Regions from separate parts of the Mus musculus genome. Here region 1 is linked to region 2. A link is a loop called in an ENCODE intact Hi-C map of the cell type or tissue named here. Cell type or tissue: left cerebral cortex. All regions are shown on one strand. Links, peaks and the distances in the headings refer to the core of each region. The heading gives the core; the rest is flanking DNA.

What was found. A loop is a pair of places that touch in the nucleus more often than their neighbours do. Peaks named below come from ENCODE experiments on the same cell type or tissue, not always from the same donor. Only the 100,000 strongest peaks of a DNase experiment are listed, where the experiment ranks them.
Region 1: a loop joins it to region 2, with 2.3 times the contacts of the local background. A loop is called at or near these places in 2 of 42 quality-filtered maps.

Annotation. Positions count from the first base shown.
Region 1 is chr5:92,862,531-92,872,258 of GRCm38, reverse strand. The region is part of intron 2 of Shroom3 (shroom family member 3); the gene reads right to left. Among named protein-coding and RNA genes, the nearest start is that of Mir1961, 79 kb to the right of the region's middle. In left cerebral cortex, for the core only: no CTCF peak of the experiment used is centred there; DNase peaks (open chromatin) are centred at 2,379 and 6,113.
Region 2 is chr5:92,804,306-92,814,033 of GRCm38, reverse strand. All of the region lies in intron 2 of Shroom3 (shroom family member 3), which reads right to left. Among named protein-coding and RNA genes, the nearest start is that of Mir1961, 21 kb to the right of the region's middle. In left cerebral cortex, for the core only: no CTCF peak of the experiment used is centred there; DNase peaks (open chromatin) are centred at 2,109, 2,881, 3,463, 4,856 and 1 more place; H3K27ac peaks cover 213 bases.

The DNA of each region.
Region 1 (9,728 bases), core at 1,152-9,151, 58 kb before region 2:
TACTCAGGACAAATGAAAGTAGATACTCGTGAACACAGTGAATAGCTGCTGTACCTAAGCATACATGTTGCCTACCAGAAGAAAAGAATTGAGCCAGGTCCTTGGACTTCAAAGACTGCCCCACAGCATGATCCCGTCTCACACAAAATGCTCAAAATTCATTTTTAAATTGTATATGTATTGTGTTTATGCTGATATTGAGAGTGAGCCCTCTCTTCAATAGTCAGGTATAAATACATATATCTAACTAAGATGGTAGTACACACCTTTAATCCCAGCACTCCAGACAGAGACAGGTGGATCTCTTGAGAGTTGGATCTGGACTGACCTATATATAGAGTTTTAGGCCAGTCTGAGTTACACAGTGAGACCCTATCTCAAAAAGAAAGAAAGAAAGAAAGAAAGAAAGAAAGAAAGAAAGAAAGAAAGGAAGGAAGGAAGGAAGGAAGGAAGGAAGAAAGAAGAAAGGAAGGTAGGGAAGGGAGGAAGGGAGGGAGGAAGAAAGAAAGAAAAAGAAAGAACAAGAAAGAAAGAAAGAAAGAAAGAAAGAAAGAAAGAAGAAGGAAGGAAGGAAAGGGAGGAAGAGAGGGAGGAAAAAAGAAAGAAAGAAAGAAAGAAAGAAAGAAAGAAAGAAAGAAGGAAGGAAGGAAGGAAGGGAGGGAGGAAGGGAGGAAGGGAGGGAGGAAGGATGGAAACAAGCAAGGAGATTTTCTGGTCTCTAGTAGGACTCTCAGAGGAACAAATGTACCTACTAAGCGTGTATCATGTACCAGGAACTGTGGTGCTTTTCACAAGCCTTGAACTAAGAGCTAGCATGTCCTTTTTTTTCTTTTCATATGCTAGTTAGTTAGTTAGTTAGTTAGTTAGGTTAATTGGTTTTTGTCACCTTAGTACAAACTTGGACCATCTGGGAAGAAGGAAACTCGACTGAGAAAATGCTTGCATCTGATTACCCTGTGGGCAAGTCTCTGGTGTATTTTCTTGATTAATGATTGATGTGTTAAGGCCCAGCCCAACGTGGGCAGTTGCTATCCTTGAGCAAGCTGTGGAGAGCAAGCCAGTAAACAGTTTTCCTGCGTGGCATCTGCTTCAGTTCCCACCACCAGATTCCTGCCTTGAGTTCCCTTCATTGATGGTCTGTGATTGAGATGTGTGAGCCAAATAAACCCTTTCCTCCCCAAGTTGCTTTTGCTCAGGGTCTTTATCATGGCAATCGAAAACAGTCTAGGACATGGGGACACTTAGGATGCACTATACAACTAACTGGGTTATCAGAAACTGCCAAGAGAAGTACCTCAAACAGATCTGGTCTGTGAATAGAGTATGGCCGAGGGTAATATTAGTTTAACCTGGAGTGATATTCAGGTTATCTGCAGTTAAAGTTTAGATAAGATCCTTTTTCAAAGGATTTTTTAAAATTTTAATTTAAAAATGTGTTTTTAAAAATTGAACTGAGTATGAGCAATATGATTAAAGCAAGCTACTGCCCAATTAGAGTTTCTAAGGCGGAACTCAGTAGCAAGCCCTGCTTTGGGACCCGTAAGTGGACTCTGGTACCATAGATACACCAGAAATACTCCCATGGCTTCCCTGTGGCTACAGCCCAAGTGGAAAAGCACAGATGGGAGATGAGGGGCTGCCTACAAGCTTTCTGGTATATTCACTCTTCCTGGAACATAGAGTCCAGATCAAGTCCCGTCCAATTCTGTAGGTCGAGAGCCTCAGCAGTGTGGTCTGTGTGAGTTGGAGCCTCGAATGCACAGCTAACACATGTAAGCAGCTGGGGGAAACTGGAGAGAGTCCTGGGTCTTCATCCAGACCCAGATCTGTCTCTTCCCACAGTGAGATGGAAGGTGACGCTACATTCTAAAAATATAAGTAAACCTGCGTTATGATACCTTGATTTTTCTAGGAGCTTTGAAGAGGAGATTTGGAGAAGGAAAAGTTAAAGAGCAACCCTACGGGAAAGTCACAGAGGGATCTTAGCCACACCCGTAAGTGTCTACCTTAAGCCCAGTAATTTCTTTCCTTTTTTTCTTCCTATGGCCATTCCTGGTTTTAGTCAAATTAGTATCTTCGGACAGCAGAGCTGAGTGTCAGCTTGTTGACCTAAGATTTAATGTTGAGGCTAAAATATTACATAAATCACTGAATCATTTGACAGGCGTCTATTACAACTTTGCCCTGGGCTCTGCGTCTAGAGAGAGAGACAAGGAGAACATTTAGATACAGAAGCAGAACAATGCACAGTGGAGCCTCAAGCCTTCGCTTGTTCCTACAGAACCTGAGAAGAAGCCGAAACTGCAGCTCGCATGGGCGGCATTTGCATCTGACGCTTGGAGAGCTATTTGCCCTCCCTGATATAGAACACAGGGAAAAGAAGATATGTAAATATATTGGCACCGTTTGCATTAAAATCACATCTCCCTTCTCCAATGACTGAGCATCTGCCAGGCATAAAAGCCAACCGTCCCCATGTCTACTTTTCTTTCTGAATGGAGGCATCTTCTTGCCGGCTTTCACCACACTCAACCAAAGCACACAGTGTGACAGGCCGGAAGTCAGGTGAACAAGCCCCAAGTCCTCTGCCCACTGCTGTCACTGTGCACTGATTGATGATCCTTCTTCTCTGAGCCTCGACTTCCTTATGCATAAAGTGGAGGTGGGTTAATAGGCTACCATAGACAATGGTTCCTCTCACTGGACACTTCTCACAGGCAAATGACCACACTGGCACTGATGCCAACCAGGATGGCACTCCCCTTTCTCCTTTGCTTGTTCTCACCTCCTATAGCACAGGTCACACTGTCACACCTTTGCAAACATCCATTCTCCGCACACTTAGCCAAGCAGTTGGCTTTAATAAAAACACTCATACTCTCAATCGAATCAATCCCTCCTGTGGTGTCCCACCACTTAGAACAGCAGTTTTCAATCTGTGGGTCTCGACCCCTTTGGCAAAACTCTGTCACCCAAAATATTTATGTTGCAATTCATACTACTCCTGCAAAACTACAGTTATGAAGTAGCAACAAAATAAATTCTGTGGGGGGAGGGTCACCATAGCATCAGAGACTATATTAAAGGGTTGCAGAGTTAGGAGGGTTGAGAACTACGGGGCACATGAAGTAGTCTGTGCCCTTCTCCCAACTCTCCCCATTCCCTGGAAACCCTTCATGTCCCCAGAAATTGCTTGCAAGCATCTCCCTGTCCTTGACCATGAGGAATACATGTCCCCAGTCCCTCTGCATGGATGTGTCACTGTATTTACCTCTCTGATTGGTAATTTGTTTCTTTGTAAGTTTCCTTCTCTGTTATTCTTGTATCTCTACATCTCAGCACAACTCATGGCACTTAAAAAGGTTCAATAAACAAAAACAGGAATGAAGGTAAAAGGACTCTCTGGCTCACACTTTTTCCATATATGACATCCCACAAAAAACCATGTCTTTAAGAGTGGTTCGCAGCCAGGGGCAATTTTGATTCTAAGTGACATTCTGCATAGAGACACTTGGCTTGTCACAGCTGGGATGGTATCAATTATAGAAATCAGGGATACTCCTAAGTAGTGTGCAATGCCTGCGGCAGCCCCTGTTCCTGGGCAACAAAGGCCTACCTAGTCTAAGATATTAATGATGCCCACACGGAAAATTTCACACCAGCCCAGTGTGGTGTTCCACACCCTTAATCCTAATACTCAGGAGACAGAGAGTGGATATCTGTCAATTCAAGGTCAAAGTGATTTCTATACTGAACTTAAGGAGAGCCAGAGCTACATAGTGAGACCTGTGCCAAGTTCTAAAACAGAGTCTGTCACATGGAAAACCCACACTACAGGGTTCCTAAGCCTGGCAGCTCAGTTAGATAGTAGTAGAAATGGCAGCCAGACTAAAGAGAAACCAGACAGTATGTCAATGTTTTTCAGTTAGTCGAACTACTTTGCATAGTATTAGCTCTTTCCCTAGCATCAGAACCAAAGGGGTTCAATCTTACTTTAGAAGTAATACTTAAAATAAAAGCCCTATTCAGAATTAGTAGAGTATGATGCATGGCCCTTTCTGCCAACTTCCTCCCATCCTCATTTGTGTGTGTGTGTGTGTGTGTGTCCCACTCCCCAATATTTTGCTCCATGCTTGTTTCCTAGTACCACCCTCCAGAATGCCTGGACTACATGGGTCAAGAAATTAGCTTATTGCCAGGTGTGGTGGCACACGCCTTTAATCCCAGCACTCGGGAGGCAGAGGCAGGCGGATTTCTGAGTTCAAGGCCAGTCTGGTCTACAAAGTGAGTTCCAGGACAGCCAGGGCTACACAGAGAAACCCTGTCTCGAAAAAAAAAAAAAAAAAGAAAAAAAAAATTAGATTATTAGTTGATATTGTCAGATATGCAAAATATGCAAAGAAAAAGCAAATTGTGTCTCACATCCTGTGTAAACACAGGATCCTGGTACCTCTCTTCGGGAGGGCCTGGCCTCCTGGGAGCAAAGCAAATCACAAATATTAAAACTGCCAAGTTGCTGGGCAAATTTTATTGGTCATGTGACACAGCACAGGTTAGGAAAGCCTGTGGCATGGGACACTGGCTGACCTACTTCTCAAGGACCTCACAGTCGAAGCTACTCTATGTCACCTGTAACGTGTTTGTATCCAGCAAGTGTTTTCAAGTATACATGTTTACCCTCCAGATATCTGGAGCCAGAAAGCACGATGAAGGAGGCTGACCAGATGTCAGAATTAGGATGGAAGTCCTAAAGTCAGCACAGTGACCCCTGCCTCTAATCCAGCCTCCTGACCCCCTGTCTGACCCTTGTGGCAGATTTATGATCAGCATGGTTATCTTTAGCTTTTCCCTGATTACCTTCCTATCCATCCAGCTGTCTCTAGCTCCGCAGAGCCATCTTTCTTGTCTGTGAGCCCTGTTTTCTGTTTACCAGGCTCAAATTATTAAAGCATCAAACCCAAATGCCAGCACAGGAGGAATCTGTCTTTGCTTACCATATACAGAAGTGACCGTGTGCCTTTTCATCCTAAAACAGTCAATTCATCCTTGGATCTCCAAGCTGGCATGTGGCATTCTGAATCCTGCCTGGCAATTCAGAGGCCTGGTACAAGCAGGAATGTGCAAGGTGGACGCTACAAAACATTTTCAATCCCACCATAACGGCACTGACCACCTCTACAACTATAATCGGGCAGAAGTTCAGGGACAGCAAAGTGGGAGGTGTGAAGCTCCCTTGGCCAGTGCCTGACTGGCTAGGTGGATGCCTAGTGTTCCAGAGCTATAGCTTATGGTGAGATATCACTCTCAGGCAGCCTGGCTATTAAAGTGACCTTCAGGGGTTCGAGTGAATCTGCAGTGTAGAGGTCTCCGTGCTGATGCCCAATGGCTTGGACAACTAATATGTTTATAGACTGAGCAGAAAATGCAACGCTACCTTTTAGGTTTCTCCACTTCCTGTAAGCTAACCTTACTCAAGGCACTTCTGTGGACGGGCATGTGTACAGGAAGCTCGGCCCTCTGCCAAGCACAGGAGTTCTAGACTGACGGCTTTATTATGAGACGGTTTTACTACCTAAAGGTTTGTACCCCTACCCACGAAAAGTATCAAAGCCCTAATTCCCACTGTACTTATATTTGGGGGAAAGAGGCCCTAATAAGAAACCAAGGGACTAGGATGATAGCTTTAGCACACAAAGACCTGAGTTTGATCTTCAGGACCCATGTTTAAAAAAGAAGCCAGGGCTGGAGAGATGGCTCAGTGGTTAAGAGCATTGACTACTCTTCCAGAGGACCTGAGTTCAATTCCTAGCAACCACATGGTGGCTCACAACCATCTGTAATGGGATCGGATGCCCTCTTTTAGGTGTGTCTTAAGACAGCAACAGTGTACTCACATACATTAAATAAATAAATAAATAAATAAATAAATAAATATTTTTTAAATAAATAAAATAAAAATTTAAAAGAAGCCAAAAACTTGGTGGTTGAGAGCATTTATGAACCCAGTGTGGGGGTGGAGGGGCCACAGACAGGTGGATTTGTGAGCCTCCGTGGCCCAGCAGTTTGACCTACTTATCAAGGTCCCGACGAGTAGAGGCTGCCTCAAAAAGGAAAAAATTTGAATGGCTCCTGAGAAGTGGCCCCTGAAGTTGGCCCTCATGTGCATGTACCTACACATGTCTTTGTGCATGCATACATGTACACGAAGAGAAAGAGGTTAAATGAGATTGTAAGGACAGGGCCCTGGTCAGAATGATCAGTGCGCTTACAAGTAGAGACACTTAGCTTGACGCTGTAGCTCACAGCAAGAGTGCTGCCCAGCAGGCATGAAAACACTGGGTTGGATCCCCAGCAACAAGAAAGAAAGAAATATAAACTACAGACCTAAATCCCCGTCCCCTCCAAGTGCATTTAACTGGGAAAAGTCAGGTGGAGACATGGTGAGAACCAGCCATCTGTGAGCTAGGGAGACAGTCCTCACCAGAAACCAAGTCCTACAGGGTCTTTGCCAACTCCAGAACAAGACGCAAATGGATTTCTCTTGTTTGAACCACAAGGTCTTTGTCCGAGCAGACGAATACAAATGGCTGTGGCAAAGTGCACTCAAGAGTGTACAGCTTGCCAAGGCGATAATTACAGTCACGGTGACCACCCAACTGACTACCCAACAACTGCTGCTGTGTTTATCATAGGTGGCCCTGTGACACCCACCCCTGTGTGTGCGTGTGCGTGTTTGTACAGGTCCTACATATCACTTTTCATTGCTGACTTTCTAAATGTTTTTATCTAATTGTGTGTTGTTGTTGTTTGTTTTGTTTTAGGATATTAGCTCAAGATTATGTAGTACGTTTCTCCCAATAAGTTCAAAGGATTCCGCTCAAAGTCTCTTACTGGCATTGGCTGAGGCCTGGGGACCCGGACAAATGACTGCCCCTACTGACAACAGCTTTTCTTTTTCTTGGCATTTGAGAGAGAGCAGCCCTTTGATTTAGGAAATCTTTTTAAAACTGACTTTGTTCTTTTTTAAGAACTGCTCCTGGCATCATCTCCATCTAATAGAAGTTTCCATTTCCTTTTATCCCTCTGAGCACGGGTTCCAATCCCTCAAAGCAGTGCCCTGTAATTGGCCAAGAAAAGGTCACCCTTTCTAAGAAGAAATCATATCACACATTTTACAAAGTCAGCGTGGGTCTTGGAGATCAGAAGGGGCAGCTGCTGAGGGTAGATTCATTTTCCCTGGCGAAATGTTTAAGTAGCTGGTGGCGTGTGATTATATTTCCAGCATAATTGCTATATAATTACACATACCCACTCTCATCCAACACATTCCCTACTGTAATTAGCTGGCCTTTATTTCACATTCATTCGCCTTTATGATTTTTGTCCTTTTAAAAAAAAATTAGATTCTGTGATGATTAAGGGACACTGTTTGTTTAACAGTGGTTCCCTTACATGTAACAACCTTCTGCAATAGTCTCCTACACAGATGGTCTAATCATATATATGCTTTTTAGAAAGTGGTACAAGGTGGAGGTTGGGGCTGGAGATGTAGCTGGCTTAACAGAATGTTTGCCTCACATGTACAAGGCTCCTGGTTCAATTCATAGAATTATATAAAATTATAAAACTGAGTGGGTAGTGTGGGGCTATCTGTAATCCAGGATGTGGGAGACAAAGGCAAGAGGATTAGAAATCCAAGGTCATCCTTGGCTATATAGCAAGTTTGACGATAACCTGGACCAAAGGAGACTTTATCTTAAAAAAAAAATTTAAAAAGATACAAGCCTGTCAGTGTATTTTCCCTGACTTTATACATCCCCTGACATAAGCTGGCTCCTCCAGAGAAGTTGTTAAGGGCATAACCAGAGCTTACATACACACAGTCAGTCCTAGCAGCAGAAAGCTCTTGAGGTCATCGCTGCTCCATCTGTTCACTTTCACTCCTAGAGTTACAGAGCTAACGTGGGTCTGGAGTGGGTACCACATCCTGGGCTGTGGGGGAAGAACTGGGTCCTTTCAAGGCGAGAGGCAGAAATGCACAGAAGCACAATTCCATGAAGGCAACAAGGGTAAGGGCTTCAAAGAGTCACCAGAATAAAGAACATGCCACAGGGTCACCCACATAAAGAACACACCACAGTGTCACCCACATAAAGAACATGCCACAGTGAAACCAGAATAAAGAATACTCCACAGTGTCACCTGCATAAAGAACATGCTATAGTGTCACCTGCATAAAGAAACACACCACAGTGTCACCCACATAAAGAACATGCCACAGGGTCACCCACATAAAGAACATGCCACATTGTCACCTGCATAAAGAACACACCACAATGTTTTATTTCTTTGTCTTTTGAAATACACCCTGGCTTTGGGCATATCAGTGTTTTTACTCTGTACTTAGGAAAACTTAAACAATATCTTTTATATAATTCCTATATTACAGATGAGATGAATAGCTAAATACAATTACCAAAAAGTGTGTTGGAGACATAGGATGTCACAATATGCCAAATGAAAAACCCATGACCAGTCCTTTTCTTCTGTGTTATAGCTGGCAGGAAACAAAACAAGCAAAACAAAACAAAAGATACCCCCAAACCCATTTTTCAAAATAAACTTTTCAAAAAAAAAAAAAAAAAGAAGAAGAAGAAAGAAAAAAGAAAAGAAAGAAAGTCCTTTGGTTTTCCTTGTTTTAAAGAGCTGGCTGAAACCAGGTTAGCACACCTGGTAGAGAGATACCAGGCAGAACGAGGGGAGTGGCTGTCCTCTCCTGTTCCTGATGCCACAGTCTGAGAGCAATGGGAGCAACTCAGCCAACTGCATGAGCAGAAAGACGGTTCTTAACAGCCCAGGACTCTGTGCCCTGTAAGAGTAATAGATGAAGGACTCCAACTTGGAAAAGACAAGGTTTGGCATGAGGCGATGGCTGTCCTCAAAGGCTGGAAGGTGATAAAGTGAAAAACCTGGAAGTTTGGTTCAAAGGATGAAAGAAGCAGTGTTTTAGGACAGCAGGTGATGGGGTTAATAAGTGCTGCCGCAAGTCAGGCGTTGTCAGCACGAAACAGGCAGGCAGGCTGCTGCTGGACGTGTGTTGGGAATCAAACCCTGGTTTCCTGGAAGAGCAGCAAGTGACCTTAGCTTCTGAGCCATGTCTCCAGCACCACCGATACATATGTGTGTGTGTATGTATTTTAAAAGAGATTTATTTATTTAGTTCCTAGTTTGGGGGGCTGTAAGCATAGATCAGGTGGCTCCATGTGCTTGGCTTCTGAAGGACAAATGCTGGGCCATATCCCATCATGGCTGATGGCATTCTGACCTCATCATAGTGAGCACAAGAGGGAGAAATTACAAGGACAGAGAAGAAGCACAGGCCAGTTTTTCATGTCTGTAACCAGTCACGCTCCATAGGGTCCCAAGAAAATGAACTTAATTATTTTCAAGGGCACATGGCTAATAACCTATTCATCTCCCATAAGACTCCATCTCTCAAAGGTCCCAACACCACCAATCCCGTCCCACTGAGGACCAAGTCTTCAAATAAACTCATGAAAGATATACCATATCCAACCCTAACAGGGAGTGAGCTATTAACTCATAGGCTCTGTTGTTAACCCTGGGTAGATTGTGTCAGGAATGAGTTGAACTGAAGGATACCCAGTTGGTGTCAAGAGTACTGAGGGATTTCTTGGTATGGAACAGATCCATACTTGCTATCTTAA
Region 2 (9,728 bases), core at 706-8,705:
GACTGCCCTAAACCATCAGGGGTGGACACTGAACCTGAATAAACATACTTCAGGAGTCAACTTAGTGATGCACATGTCCCTGTGTTCAAAAACGTGTATACTCAGAGAGCTGGAGAGATGGCTCAGTGGTTAAGAGCACTAGCTGCTCTCTTCCAGAGGACCTGGGTTCAATTCCCAGCACCCACACGGCAGCTCACAACTGTCTGTAACTCCAGTTACAGATATCTGACACATTGGCCTGAAAGTGGTTTCCCTAGTGAGACAAAAGCAGAGACAGCGCACATGTTAAACTGCAACCACTACTTCTTTCCCTTCTGAGGTCCACAGTTGCCCGGATTCAAGAAATTCCCTCCTTGGGCACATATACTGTCACAATACAATTAATCTGTTGAAGTTCATTTCATCTATTAAAGGGCCAGGCTAAGAAGCTCATATTGTTACAAAGCGGGTGGGGAGGCATTCAGCTGCTGACTGGGTTATGAAGAACAACAAATGCCAGGAAATCACAACACTCTGACCATTTTTTTTTAATCAAACAATATTTTTAGTTTTGCCAATTATTTTGCTCACAGCTTCGAGCAACTAGTTTTAAACTTCCTTCTTAAAAAAAAAAAAAGCAAAGCATTCTGCCCCTGGGGAGGAAAAATGAAGACCTCAAAAGCAAGTACAAATTGCTCATTTAAAGAACAGAATTTAAGGATGCGGGGGCTTTTCTTCCTGAAACGCTCATCATTCTGCAGAAAGAATCTGAATCCTGTCCTGATTCTTCTTGGGCAGTGGAGCAATTTTGGGTTTTGTGTTAGTTAATTTTAATTTACAAAGAGGGGGGGCTCCATTCTTGAGACACCACCGTTGCTATGAGACTTCTAGGCCACAACAGATGGCCGCAAGAACAGTTCTCAGGCCAAGCCGGATCTCTGAAGCCCGCCACTCAGGCATACCATTAACATTCCTGGCATACCTTCAGAGACAGCACCCCAGGCCTCCTTCAGACTGGCTCTCCCGCAGCTCCTCTGTTGGCCTCTCTGGTCAAGGGACCCGGGTGGAAATTTGTTATAAATGACAGGATCATATGTTTTGGGGGGGGGGGGCTGGGGGGAAGGGTGTCACCTCACTTAGATGTGGCTCCAGGTGGGCACACCTGTGTATACACCCAAGGACACACCCCAGTGTAACCGATCATTTGTCTTTAAGCTTTGCCTCACACCAGGACACCGGTACTCTTCTTATGGAAGCAGATTTAGTGCCAGGACAGAAGGGCTAGGGGAGAGAAAAGTTGAAGAATTTCTAATTTTGTTTTTAAGAAAGAAAAGAAAAGAGAGAGAGGGAAGGAAGGAAGGAAGGAGAGAGAAATGAAAGGAAAGGAAGGAGAGAGAGTGAGAAAGAGAGAGAAAGGAAAGGAAGAAAGGAAGGAGAGAGAGGTTGAGAGAGAGAGGAAAGGGAGGAAGGAGGGAGGGAGGGAGAGAGAGAGAAAGAGAGAGAGAGAGAGAGAGAGAGAGCGCGCCAGGACCCAGGCCTGTTATCTCTACTTTCAGAGGCAAGTTCAATGTCATCTTCAGCCACTTAATAAGTTTGGAGGCAACTTGGGCTACATGAGGAAGAGAAGTGGCTGGTTTGTTTTATTCCACCTTGTTATCATAACTGAACAAATCACTCTGCTTTGTCCCTTTCTCTGTCTTCCAAAGTTGGATAATGATCCTGACCTACCTGCTATCAGATGAAGAAGTCAGTGAGGCGTGATTAATGAGCAACTGAGAAATTGTGGCCTAAAAGTAAGGTCACTAAACCCTCAGCTACCAAGAAGCAAAAGATAAGGGCAGAAGCTGGCTGCTCGCCTCCCCTTGGCGTCCAGCTCCTGAGCCCACCACCTGTGTGGCTGTCTCCCAGTGCTGACCCGAAGGCTTCACAGTCCCAGGTGGCGAGCTGTACTGCTCACGCTCATGCTGAAGTTTTGGGACCCAGTAAAAAATAAAAAACAAAGCAAGCCATAGCTTCTCGGGTGGAGTTCATTTACATTCCATCCCAGAGTTTTCTTGGCCTGCAGTGCAAAAGCAAAGTTGTCCTTGGAGCCTGTCGCCAGGGCTCACCTGACCATGCAGGGACCGCAGAGCCAAGTCCCAGTTTCCTTCTGTGCATCTGGCTGGGGAAGGGAGGGAGGGGGAGCTCTCCTGTCTGTGGGGTTAGTGGATTTGCCATAGATGCACAGCCGCCTTGGCTTTGGCTTTCACCCCAGAATCCAGTCTGTCCATCTTACTTAGGTCTTTTGCCTTCCAAAATCTCCCATCTGAGATGACAATTTCCCAACTATCCCAGAATAGAACCATTTGAATTATTGTGTGGTCTGTTTGTTTGTTTGTTTGTTTATAAAAGCATGCCTTAGAAAGATTTGGTCTAATCAGATGCCAGTCGGTGACATTTTAATCAAGTCCAGGTGTGTGTGTGTGTGTGTGCGGGGGGGGGGGGGTGGGGGGGGGGTGGGGGGGTGCTATGTCCAGGCTGGCTGAACCTCAGTTTACCTATCAGATGCCTTGGCTGAATCACGCAGAGGACTCTGGCCAGCTATTCAGCTGAACTCCTGGGCCTCCCTTGCTCTCAACGAGCAGGCACCGCGGCAGAGGCAGAGGAAAGTGGTTTAAGAGGAAGTATCTGCCAGCTGTAGCCTTCTGTTCATAGGGCTGAACCTTTCAAGCCAGCCAGTGGGGCGCACCATGTGGGGAGGGGGCTGGGCAGTTCTATTGAGCTCCATTGTGTGCTGTCCACAGCACCACACAGCCAAGGAGGGAGTGAGCAGGCATTCCACAGCTCCAGGAAGGAGACTTTTAAAAATGGTTGTCTCCGGGGAAACAATAAATTTAGATACTTAATCCCCACACACCCCCAATCTAGCTCTCTAAAGATACTGTTCTTGGAATGAAGTCGCTATGTGTCCACCCCAGTTACTCTACTGATTGCGTTCAGTTATATATTTCTGGTGCCCTCCTACTCGGCACAAATGTACAGGGACTTTCTAAGCACAGTTTGAAATGTAGAGACAAAGTTTTTCAATTGACTTTCTCCTGTCTGTGTCTTTTAAAAACATTGAGATTTTTAATGGTGACATTTTTTTTTAAATACTGACTAAATATTGCATTGATTCCTTCCAATACAAAACTGACCGACCCTTATTTCTGGACATCGCTTTTGATTTCTACATTTTCTTGGTCGTAATTCATAAGCCAGGGGTGGAATTTTAAAATAAAATTCATCCTCTACTTTGCTTTCAGTGCTCATTTCTTCCCAGTCTCCCAGCACCTGGTATTATCTTACTACCTACACATCAACCTACATACCAAACTCTCATCAACCAAACGCACACATGTTATAGCAATGTGCCTGTTGGCGGTGACATCTTACCTGACAAGTGATGTCACTGCTAGGGCTTTTCCCAGTCAAAGCAGTCGTATTTAGTATTTACATTCATTACCTGCACGTTGCTGCTACAGAGAAATGCTTTTATAAAGATAGGCTAGCTAACAGCACAGATGGGAAACTCCAACTGATTAAACCGCTGGAGAAGGCACATGGCGGGATGATTAACATAGCGTTTCTGCTTGAAGCTTCTCACCTTCCTCTGCCTTCATCTCTCTTCCCCACCGTGGTTTATACTACTTGACTAGAGTCTCTGGGAACTGGTAAACAGCTCCCTTCATGGAAGGGCTCAACATCACTTGAGGATCCCTTGACTTATAAAAGGACCCCTACCTATTTGTCAACTATTTTCATTAAAAACAAATTAAAACCCGAGATTAAACTACCTCCTGCTAGTCAGAGCAAGACAGGCAGCACTGGTTTCGAACCCGAGAATCTTTTCACCAACTCCTCAGATAACAAGTGCTCTAACTTAGGATGGTCCTGGAAGGACTTGTGGGAAGCAGAGACAGGACCCACCATTCCTAAGCATCTTCACTACTCCAGTTTAGATGCTTGGTTTGAGTCTTAACTTCTGGAACACAGGGAGGGGCACACCCCAGCCCGGTGATACCGTCCCATCCCCTCCCTAAGTCACCTGTGCTGAATAAACCTGGAACCGAGACGAGCCCTCCCTTCACACCAGCTGAAGCTAAAGAGAACGGAAAAACAGCTCACATCAGAATAGGAAGCATGGAGGTCAGACCCTGGAGCCACCAAGTCGTCCAGCCTCAGTTTGCATTTTCTCAAAAGTCGGTATATAGATCTGTTTGCTTTAATTAAAAGTCCCTTTACTCTCACAGAGTGAATTCTCATCCAGTGGCAGTAAGTGTACGGCGTGGTGAGGGTCGCTGCAATCTGTTAGGTCCCTCTCACCCTTTACTGGCATATCTGCCAGCTGGATAAGTCGGTTTCATCAGAAAGGCTCTGTCTCTCCTTAGTTTATAGTCTCCATACTGGTATTTCTGTCGAGATCACTGTAGAAGTAACGTCGGGGAGAAATAACCGACTTAAACAGACCTTACCTCACAGAAGTGGAAACTCAGGTATCTCCATTGTCCTCAGTGATCTGCTGGATGCGTCTGTCCGGCGTGACACACAGTCGAGCTGGTCCACCCGGCCTTGGGGCCTTGGGCAGGTGGCACAGAGGCCGACTGCAGGCTGGAGAGCCAGCTCTAGGGAGGCAGAGCTAAGACACAGGTGTCTGACACCAGGCACCTCAGCTCCTGGAACCTGCGCTGCCCTGATTAGCTAAGTACAAAGGCGGTTCGAATTACTGCCTCTCCCCAGCCAATCGCCTGCTGGCCTGGCTGACAGGAGCAGGCCCCCTGATGTCAGGGACGTCCGCTCACTGGCTAGAACCAAGAGAGCCGGTTTCTACCGTGCCCGCGGGCAACCCTGCTCCAGGCACCTTAGAACTGTTTGTCCGGTAAAGAACTCTCTCTCTGCCCGCCCACGGCGCCGCCCCAGGGTCCTCAAACACTCAAACCCGCTGTGCAACGAAGGCAAGGCCAAGCTCTTTCTCGCCTCCTCTGCCTGGTTCTGGACGCCCAGATCCCTGTGCAGCTGATGGAACTCCATTTTTTTTTTTTTATTAGCTACAGCTTTTTGCAAGCGAGACTTTCTTACAGAAACTGGGAGACAAGGAGACACAAATACAAAGAAAGATCTTTTTACAGTCACCGTTCTGAACAATGAAATCCAATATTGGAGGGGGAAAAAAATCACCTCAGATGTGAAAACAGATAAAACTCCAACGAAGTGGGCACCGCATCCCACTGTGGGCAGGGCTGTCCCGGACACCCTAAAACCCAGCCAGCTGAAGCCATTGTACGCCCTTGAAATGGCAATCCTTTGCAGCTGTATGGCTAGGCAGCGCTTGATTCAAGTTTGGTATTTGCCCCAGACTGTAGGGGTCAGCTTAACAGTAACCATAGACACAAAGAAAGAGAGAACAGCGCACACAGAAAAAAAAAAACCAAGTGCGCCTGAGTTCCTGGGTATGCAAATGGCTTTTCATTTGTCTGGGATGCTATGGTGTGTGTGTGTGTGTGTGTGTGTGTGTGTGTGTGTGTGTGTGTGTATGTAGGGAACATTGAAATTTCACAGACAATTCATGAACTTCCTTGAAAAAGAATGGAGATTGATTTCAGATTATTTCTTAGGTGAGAGGAAACGGAACAAACGTGCAGATGCCCTACCGCTCTCACAAGACATCGCAAGGCACACTCCGTAGCAAGCACAGTTCAGACACGGGGAAAGTCTAAAGTGTCCCCAAGATGTCAGTGTGCTTCAGAGATGAGAGAAAGATCACTTAAAGACGTTCTCTGCACCGTTTGTCTCTCCTGACCACTCGACCCCCAGAGCTACTTTTAGCTCTTACTGTGAAATGCAAGGAGTGGGATGCAAGTAGGTTACAATCAGAGCTCTGGTTGGGGCAACCAGATAAGTCTGATAAAAATCTTATCAGAAAAAGAGAACTTCTGGTAGGTTTTGCATTATAGAGATAGTCTTACTTTGGAAAAAACAAAAACAAAAAACAAAAACCAGCCTTCTGGGGTGGGGGGATAGCCTAGTGATACAATACTTGTTCAGCCAGAGTGAGAAAGGTGGAGTTGGATTCCCAGCAAACACATATGCGCGCGCGCGCGCGCACACACACACACACACACACACACACACACACACACACACAACCTACTCCTACCTTTCCTTTTAGAAAGGCGAAGTTGAGCTGGGTGTGGTGGCACAAGCCTTTAAACTCAGCATTCAGAGGCAGGCAGATCTCTCTATGAGTTCAAGGCCAGCCTGGTCAACAAAGCAAGTTCCAGGACAGCCAGGCCTACACCAAGAAGCCCTGTCAAAACAAACCAAAAATGGTCTTGTTTTCCTTTCCCTATCTTATGGCCTCCTCAAGGGCCACGTCTGAGTAGTACCCCCTTCTTAACCCTGGTCTGTCAGAGCTCAAGAGCATCCAGGTTCTGATTAATCTTGAATGTGTCCAATTTTACAGCTTCCCGCTTGCTGACCAAGTCCTCATCTCCAACTCCAGGGTGCAGAATGACCAGTGGTTATGGCTGATATCTGTCTCTCCCCAGCAGCCTTCTAGTGGGAATGCCATTCCTCAAACAACAATATTCCCAGGGGTGGGGTGGGGTTGAAGGGGGCTCAAATCCTCTCAAGTCAACAGCCATGGCCTGCTAGTCTGGCTCTGTTGGCCATAGCTCCCTTACGTTGAGAGCTTGCTTAGCATGTGTGAGGTTCTGGGTTAAGCCTCCAGTGGGTGTGGTGATGGTGGGGGTTGCCCCATCACAGAAGGAGATCGCAGCATGTGACCTCTGACTTTGGTCCACTACAAAAGCAACAACAATTGCTTGTGGTTAAACCTGTAGTTCACCACAGTTGTCACCGTGTGTGCCATAGTGACGGTCTTGAATCATCAGTATAACACTGTAATTACTAGTCCAACCTTAAAAACGAGGAAGGTAAGAGTAACCTGTTAAGCATTTAATAGCATGTAGGGCAAGGAACAGCAGGGAACAGGCGGGTCTCCTGTGGGAGATGACCCCAAAGCCCACACACCCCCTGTGATTCAGACTGACATTCACTAGTGACGCCACACAACCTGCTAAATGCCTCCGTTTCTTTTTCTCTGATATGGACACCTATCTGATGTGGGGACTGGGGATGATAATATCAGTAACCCACTCAACACAATCCCTTAGAGAAAGGGCTGTTCTCCCCTCCTTCATCACAACCAAAGGCAACAGAGTGTGTCTCTTCACTCTCAGTAGTCATAGGTAGTCAGGTTGTCTCTCACAGGCGGGACACCAAAGCCTGGGGTCCTCCAGTCAGGTAGCTGTGGCTCTCATAGAGTATGTGTCTCTCAGAGCTTGTGAGTCAGAGGCTGCCTTCAGAGTGATAATCCTGGTGTGTGTGTTGGGGGGTGTACGTGTATGTACATGCACAAGTATGTATGAGTGCACGTGCGTGTGTGTGTGTGTGTGTGTGTGTGTGTGTGTGCGCACATGCACGTTTCAGGAAGAGTCTTAGGAAGAGTCTAATAGACTAAAGTAATGGACTGAGCCACTGGGAGTCCTACCTTGAAAAGCATTAATGAAGTTCTCAAGAGGGTAGTTATTATATACATATATGTTTACATATATTATATTTATATTAATACAAATTCATATTAATATATCTCCATTAATGTTATATTACTAAAAGATAATATTGTACTAATTTTCATAAATTTATACTAATATAAATTAATTTTTATGGCTGGCATGGTGACACACACCTTTAATCTCAGCACTCAGGATGCCAGGTGGACTGGACTGTATTTAGTTATAGCAATGGAAAGTTATCAAGTACAGACACCCTTCACAGTCACCATAAACAACTTTGATACAGACAAGCTTCTCACATTGGAATGTATAGGAATCTTCTTCATTTAGCAGAGGAACCGGACACACAGGACTGCTTGCTTCCCTGCCCACCAACCATAGCTCAGGTAAGACCTGCTCTCACAAGCCGGGCATGATGGCGCACCTAGGTGAGTCTTTGACAGAATATGATGTTTTTATTTTTCCTTTTCCCTAAAAGCCAGTAGCCCCTGGACTGTGGCATACCCTATTTTCCGAGCACCTTTTCAAAAACAAACTGAAAGGCTGGAGAGTTTCATGTTACCTTGTGATGGACGGCCTCGACTGAAGGATTTTCCTTAATGATTTGCACAGGTCCCTCGGGGTGCCCGTTTACAATTAGAGTTGAGGGTCCTCGGTGGGAAAGCTGCACCAAGAGCAAAAGCCTGGCTGCTTCACTCGCTTTCTCCTCTTTGGCTGAACTCAGCACGTTTACCTTTCTCTAGGAGTTGGGGGCAGGTGGAGTTTGTATGTAAGGTGGATTTGGATGCCTGTCAGCCCTCTTGACTGCATGCTTATGACATATTCCCAAAGCTCAAAGACCTGTCCGTCAGTAGGTTTTTTGAAAATGAGAAGTTTGTTCTTAATACTCTCTGGTGGAACGTAAGGAATTTTATGAATGGGGGAGACAGAAAAAGCCTCTTGGCATCTGATCTGCTTTCCTTTTTCTAGAGCATTGGCCAACTTCTAACATGCTATGCACAGTCCACATGTAACTGTCTGCATGTTGTATGTACTGCCTGTTGCCTGTGCTCACAAGAATGTCAGCTTCTTTAGGACAAGCATGCTTGGTTATTGTGTTTGAGTCCTGGGTACATACAGCAATTGCTGGCTTATATTAGATGCTTATTCAGTAGATTAGGCATTATTTAAAAAAAAAAAATCAGACCGGGCAGTGGTGGCACATGCCTTTAATCCCAGCACTTGGGAGGCAGACAGGCGAATTTCTGAGTTTGAGGCCAGCCTGGTCTACAGGATGAGTTCCAGGGCTACACAGAGAAACCCTGTCTCGAAAAACAAAAACAAAGCAAAACAAAACAAAAACAAAAAAAAATCAGTAAAAGGTTCAGAAGAAATATTTTTCACATATCACTTATAGAATTCACAGTGTGTGTATGTGTTTGTGTGTGCACACATAGACATATTCATGTGGGTGTGTGGGTATGAGTGTATGTGAAAGCAAGAAGGCTATGTCTAGCTGGGGAGTGGTAGTGGTGGCGCACACCTTTGATCCCAGCACTTGGGAGGCAGAGGAAGGCAGATCTCTGAGTTAGAGGCCAGCCTGGTTTTCAGAGTGAGTTCTAGGACAGCCAGGGTTACATAGAGAAACCCTATCTTGAAAAACAAAAACAAAACCAACAACAAAAGTCTATGTCCAGTACTCTTCCTTGGTTACTCTCTACCTCCCTCTTTCTTTTTTAAGATCCTGTCTCTCACTGACCCCAGATGAGTTCCCAAGGCCCTGCATGTCTCTGTTCCCAACCCCAAGCACTGGCTAACAGATGCATAGGTTTTTCCTAAGTGCTTAGGATCCGTCTTCATGCTCCGGTGCCTGTCACCAACTTAGCCACTCCCCCAGCTGCTGTGCTGTGTCTGTGGAAGACAGAAGCATTGTCAAATGGATCACAATAGTGAGAGTGACAAGGGCCACGGGAATGATGATGTGCAGCTGAGAAAAGGCTTCGGTTCCAACCGTGGTGGCTTTCAGAATGAGCTCAGTTGAACTTCGGGAGCGCTCACATGCAGGCTCCCAGCTGAAAGGAAACTGACCATGGAGCTGGGAGAGGAACCTGGTGAGCTCATCTGGTCTCTTCCAGTCCATTTTCTTTTACCCTCATAGGAAACTGTATTTGTTGG